Linked DNA regions of Homo sapiens: region 2 is linked to region 1. The links are chromatin loops, found by intact Hi-C in ENCODE. Cell type or tissue: ascending aorta. All regions are shown on one strand. Each heading gives the region's core, and the rest is flanking DNA. Links, peaks and the distances in the headings are about the cores only. Region 1 holds the start of RPP25L (ribonuclease P/MRP subunit p25 like). Region 2 holds the start of ENHO (energy homeostasis associated).

Region 1 (2,886 bases), core at 1-2,500:
CTATGTTTGCCTGTTCCCCACTTTCCATGAACTTCCTCACTCAGATTCCTATTCTCACCTTGACCTACAACCAGACAATGCTTCTCTCCAAGCAATTCGTGCAGTGGGATGAGCTACTTTGCCAGCTAGAGGCCGCCACGCAAGTGAAGCCAGCAGAGGAGTGATAGCTGCTCCCCATCCCAAAGTGGGCCTGGGCAGTCAGGCTCCAGGGCCCTATGCCAACCTGCCTTTGTTACAAGGCAGAGGAAGCTTTGTATTTATTGGCTTCAAGGCCCACCTCTCTGTACTCTGGGCTCTAAAGTTGGAGGTCAGGTTACCTGAGGTTTGCAATTTGCAACACCCACCCTCCCCCCAATCAGTGTTCTTATTTCAGTGACAATAAACCATAGAGATGACTGGAGGAGTGTGCTGGCTTCTTGGTCTAGGATGGAGGTGGTAGGGGGCAGAGGTGTCAGCCTGCCTAATCGTTTGACTGGGAACTAAACTCATCCTGGTCTGGCTTTCTGGCAGGTGTAGAGCTCTCAAAATGAAGGCTCTCATTTGATTATGTGAATAGGATATTCCTTTATGTATCCATTTATCCCACATTTACCAATAAGAGACCTCCAAATGTCAGATGATGGGAGTAGATAGGGCTAATCCCTGCCCTGCACGGGCTAGCAGGATAGACAGTAAAGGAAAAGGGCAGTCCTATCAGGTGGACACAGAAGAAAAAAGGGACTGAAGGGACCTGGTAAGTGATATCCAGGGACTTTCAGAGCCAAGGGAGCAGCATGTGCAAAGGCCTTTAAATTTCTCTCTTGGGAGCCTACCTGCTGCCACGAGCCGAGAAGGGCAGCCTAAGAGGTTTGGATGCAGGAAGTTTTGGTCCTGGGGAGGGGAAGTTGGGAAGTAGGGGCGCTGGGGCAAGCATGTTGAGAAACAGATTGGCACCGTAGTCCACCAAATGTTTGCTGCCCCCTTGTGGTCTCAGGGAGTGCTCTGGCTCCAGACCCTTTTTCCAACGGCCCATTGGCCGCCCCGCCTTTGCGACCTCTCCGGCACCTCAAATTCAGCGTGTCCAAACCGATCTGAAACCTGGGAGTCACCCTAGATCGGAATTTCCTACTTCTCCGTCCAAACAGTGGCCAACTCGTCACTGAACCTACTAGTATCTCCCAACTTAATCTTTTTTCCATTCCCACCGCGATTTCTCTGGTTCATTAATGTAACAAATCATTTAACAAATATTGAGCGCCGGTCATACGCCAGGCACCATACTAGGCTCCGTGGGCACCCCCGCCCCCTCAGCCCCCAGACTCCGCGGCAGGTGTCGTCAGGGGCTGTGGCCCGATTTCCCCACCACTCCCTCCTCGGCTCCCTGCACAAGATCTGGTTCGACTGGCCCCTGGAAAACCCGGAAAACCCCCGTGGTCCGCCAGCGCCCACAGGATGAGGTCGAAGCTCAGAAGTCGGTAACTAAGGCTCTCGCCCATGCAACAGCAGCCACTACAAACTGAAGCCTTTGTTCGCACCCACGGTGAAACCCACAGCTCCCCGTTTGCTCAACAGCTAACGCCAGCCCTCCCATCTTCTAAGGGCCAGATCCCCCTCCTTCAGACGCAGGACTTCCCCGACGGCCGCTCCTTTCTACCGCAGGGAACTGTCCTGCCTCCCTCCGGGGCGTAACAGCGGAGGCTGCGCTCGTGTTCCCATCCCCGCTGGGACTGGTCCGGGGCGCTCTGGCCAGCGGGTTGTTTCCGCGGCGGAGATGCCTCGGGGCCCGTCCCTCACGCCCCGCCCCTCACGCCCCGCCCCCTCGGGGCGTGCGCGGCCCCGCGGCCTTAGTGCGCTCCGGGCCCGCGCGCCATCTTGGCTCCGGATCGTGCGTGAGGCGGCTTCGGTGAGAGCCGGAACCGGGCGGGCAGAGGGGCGCTCGTAGGGTTGGGGGACGCCTGTGGCTTGGCTGCAGCGGCCGGCAAGACCCTGGAAGAGACCGTGGCTATGGAAACGGCCAAGGCTGTCTTGGAATGTCCTGAGCAGCCCTCCGAGTCGAGCCTCTGCCCCCGAGTTTCTGAGTGACCTGGGTTGATATAGATTGACCTTGGTAATCTCTGGGAGAGGGGATCCGTTCTGTTTGGGGGCAGCACTGGATAAGGGTTCTTGGCTGTTTCCCGGGGGGCCTGGGGCGAAGGGCCTTGTCCCTGTCCTTGTAGAGCCCCAAGTGAGGAGCGCTCTCTATTGGTATTAGTCTGGGGTGAGGGTTCCAGGCCCTGTTCCAAGGAGCCCAGGATAAGGGGGGCTAAGCCCCAGTCCTGGAGAGTTTAGGATGAGGGGGCCTGGCACTTTCCCAAAGAGCTCAGTGTTTGGGGAATGTGATCCTGCCTCTTGGACTCCAGGATTGGAGGTGGGGGTGTTATGGCCCTTGTAGAGGAACGGGGTGTATGGGGTACAGCCCTTTCCCAGACTGCGGCAGGCATGGACCTTGTCACGAGATGCTAAGGACAAGGGGACATGATCCTGTTTCTGGGAAGTCTGGAACGGGGAGCAGGGCCATATCCTGGATGGAGATAGGGGATGGTGGACAGTGACTTGGGGCACATTGCTTAGCACTTACCTGATGCTTCCCTGCAGTGGGCAGCGAGAGTCACAGACAAGACAGCAAGCAGGATGGAGCACTACCGGAAAGCTGGCTCTGTAGAGCTCCCAGCGCCTTCCCCAATGCCCCAGCTACCTCCTGATACCCTTGAGATGCGGGTCCGAGATGGCAGCAAAATTCGCAACCTGCTGGGGTTGGCTCTGGGTCGGTTGGAGGGCGGCAGTGCTCGGCATGTAGTGTTCTCAGGTTCTGGCAGGGCTGCAGGAAAGGCTGTCAGCTGCGCTGAGATTGTCAAGCGGCGGGTCCCA
Region 2 (2,897 bases), core at 226-2,725, 89 kb after region 1:
TATTATTAATCCTTGCCTTCACTCTCAAATGCTTTCAAGCCCCCATTCCACACCATAGCCCAAATCATCCTACTAATTTCTGGATATGATCGCATTACTCTTCTGCTCAAAAATTCTTCAGTGGCTCCCCACTGTTTTCAGGATAAAATCTGAACTCCTGCAGCTGGGTCACAAAATTCGCTCACATTACACTCAGATGTGCGATGATTTAAGTCTCCTCTGTTTCCTATAACTAGGCTGATCTTTCTCACAATGCCCTCACCCTGCTGGGTAATGGGCAGTGGGGGGGAGCTAAAAGTAATCCACTCTGGTAAACTCTATAGGATCCAATAATTTATTTTAGACAGTCTCTAAGTACTTTGGTAGCTTTGGATGACTCAGTCTTCCCTTTCTTCTTTCAAGATAGCATCTGGATTTACAGGGGTCTTATGTGAATTTCATGGCATTGGATTGGGGGAAGGGGCCTCTTAGTCACATGGTCCTGGGGGTTGTGTCAGCTGGCATTTGCTGAGATGTGATCGATCTGCTATAAATTAGTGAATAACAACCCTGAGAGGTAGCATTACAACCATTTTACAGATGAGGAAGCTGAGGCTAAGAGAGATTTAGTAACTTGCTCAAGATCACAAAGTTAGTAAGTGAACCAGGAATCAATACTGCCCCGATTACAGTAGGCACTTAGTTATATGAGTCTAGGATTCCAGAGAGAAGTTAAGGCTAGACTTGGGAGCACTGGGAGTCTTCATGATATAGCTTCAGGGATGTGATCCTCCAAGGAGAGCATGTAGAGCGGGATGAGAAGACGGCCGGATCAGAATAGGTGACAATCACTGGCCTGTGAAGGTCGGGGAGGACAAGGTCTACCTCACTGCTCCTGTCCAAGCTATCTTCTTCTTAGGGGAGCTTTTAGGATGGCAAGGCAGGATTTCCACCACGCCTGCACCTATTCCAGCCAGGGCAGAACCATCGCTCAGGACACTCCATTTCTGTCCCAGACTCCCCAACAGCCTGGCAGCAAGCCTGCGACCAACACTGGGTAGGAACTCAGTAAATGTGTCCAAAGAACCTGTGTTGCCAGAGATTTTCACACCTCTTAGGGCCAGGGAACCTGGGGCCCTCTAAAGTGGGAATGCAGAGTCCACACCCAGGTGGCAGAGGGAAGTGCGGGACTGCACTATAGGCGGTTCCCTAGGTGAGGAGATTCAGTCTCCTGCCAGGTGTGGGGACGCGGGGCCTTCCTCCGGATGACTTACTTAAGAGACCTCTCCCAGATACAGAGGGGTGGTTTCCTCACATGTGGAAATGCAGAGGCCTTGGCCTTTCTCGGATGTGGGGTGTACAACCCTTCCAGGTGTAGAAGGTGCAAGAAATCCCTACCAGAGGTTAGGCCTTGCCCCCACCCCATCCCCTCTCCCGGGAAGGATCCAGGGCCAGCTACTCCTTCGGCCCTCCTCCCGCCCCGCGCCGGCACGAGAGGCGGGCTGGTCCCCACCTCAGCGCACCACCAATGGTGCGGGAACCGGGGTTCGGCCAGCCAATTGAGTGGCGGCAGCGGCGCTGGGATGGCTCCGCCCCCGGGCCGCAGGCCGCCGGCCTCCCAGGAGGCGAGGCTCTTCGCTGTTTTTGCTGGCCGCCGAGCCCGGCCGAGCCCAGCCGAACGTAGCCGAGCCCAGCCGAGCCCAACCGAACGCAGCCGAGCCCAGCCGAACACCGCGCAGCTCCCGCCGCCGCCGCCCGAGCGCTGCCGAGCGAGCGAGCGCCGCGGCCGCGGAGGAGGTGCGGCCCCAAGGGGAGGAGGTGCCCGCTCACCGCAGACCGCCCGCGGCAGAGGCCGCCCCGGTCGCGCCGCGGCGGGAGCGGCCGGTGGAGGCTGCGCGGCCGAGGGGGAGGGCCGGGGGAGCGGACGTCGCCTCTGCTGGTCTCCCACCTCCCGCCGCCCCCCGCCCGCAGGCTCCCAAGCCTTAGTCGGCGCCGAGCATCCCGCTGCCCCGGACCCTCCCGCGGGCGCGCACCAGGCTCAACTCAGGTAAGAAGGGCCTCCCGCCACGGGCACGGGGGCCAAGAACACGCGACCCGAAGATGGAGATAAAGAGACAGAGACACACTGCCGCGGAGAGAGACGAACACAAAGACAGAGACACAGGAACCACCGAAAAGACCCCACGGAGAAGGGGATAGGGACACGTCCATGGGAACAGAGGGGGATACAGCCTGGAAGAGAGAGAGAGACACAGAGACTGATGCAGAGATACACAGAGACACACTGGTAGAGAAATGAGACATAGAGGAGACATACTCAGAGATGGGGACACACGGAGAGGCAGCCACACACACAGAGGTGGGTGTGCAGAGGCACAGGCACACATCCAACGGAGGGACAGTGAGACACCAGACACACACACACACCTGACCCAGAGAGGCAGCCCCACATAGAGGCACACAGCCCTGGACGCACAGAGCCTGCACATGCCTGCCAGGGCCTCCACAAAGTTCCCTCTGTGCAAGCTGGCGCCTCTGGAGGTCTCCTGGTCGGGCTGGCTGGAGTCCTGGGAGAGAGGAGGCGCCCAGGCCACACCAGAGCTGCTTACAACCCCCATCCTTTTGGGCTGGGGGCTTCCTGGATCCCACCCACCAACAGAGGGCTTTTGAGGGCTGCAAGCTTGGTGGGCAGGACCAGGGCATGCCCACCAGGTCTAAGGAGAATGAGATGACGGCTGCCTACTGCAGCTTCCCCACGGTGGCTACACACTCATTCAGGTGGCCAGAACCAAGCCTGTGGATGGGGGTGATGGCTCTGTGGGGTATTCGAGCCTGTTGGGACCCAAGGTCTTTCACCAGGGAGGCCAGAAATGTGGGAGGGAGGCTCTCTTCCCTACCTCTCTCCTCCTAGGCCTCAC

The links. Peaks named below come from ENCODE experiments on the same cell type or tissue, not always from the same donor. Only the 100,000 strongest peaks of a DNase experiment are listed, where the experiment ranks them.
Region 2: it touches region 1 in a loop (2.2-fold over the local background); 7 of 110 quality-filtered maps call a loop at or near these places.

Annotation. Positions count from the first base shown.
Region 1 is chr9:34,611,060-34,613,945 of GRCh38, reverse strand. It overlaps RPP25L (ribonuclease P/MRP subunit p25 like), which reads left to right and starts at 1,849. Exons shown (of 2, transcript NM_148178.3): 1 at 1,849-1,882; 2 at 2,614-2,886. The coding sequence starts at 2,650. It overlaps DCTN3 (dynactin subunit 3), which reads left to right. Exons shown (of 7, transcript NM_007234.5): 7 at 75-400. The coding sequence ends at 164. RefSeq lists enhancers at 1,048-1,097, 1,225-1,274, 2,378-2,886 and a silencer at 1,675-1,914. In ascending aorta, for the core only: a CTCF peak has its summit at 969 (motif pointing left); DNase peaks (open chromatin) are centred at 955, 1,715 and 2,335; H3K4me3 peaks cover 1,835 bases; H3K27ac peaks cover 1,374 bases.
Region 2 is chr9:34,521,906-34,524,802 of GRCh38, reverse strand. ENHO (energy homeostasis associated) reads left to right here and starts at 1,813. Exons shown (of 2, transcript NM_198573.3): 1 at 1,813-2,026. RefSeq lists silencers at 1,388-1,757, 1,778-1,887 and an enhancer at 2,517-2,897. In ascending aorta, for the core only: no CTCF peak of the experiment used is centred there; DNase peaks (open chromatin) are centred at 1,069, 1,622 and 2,602; H3K4me3 peaks cover 1,152 bases.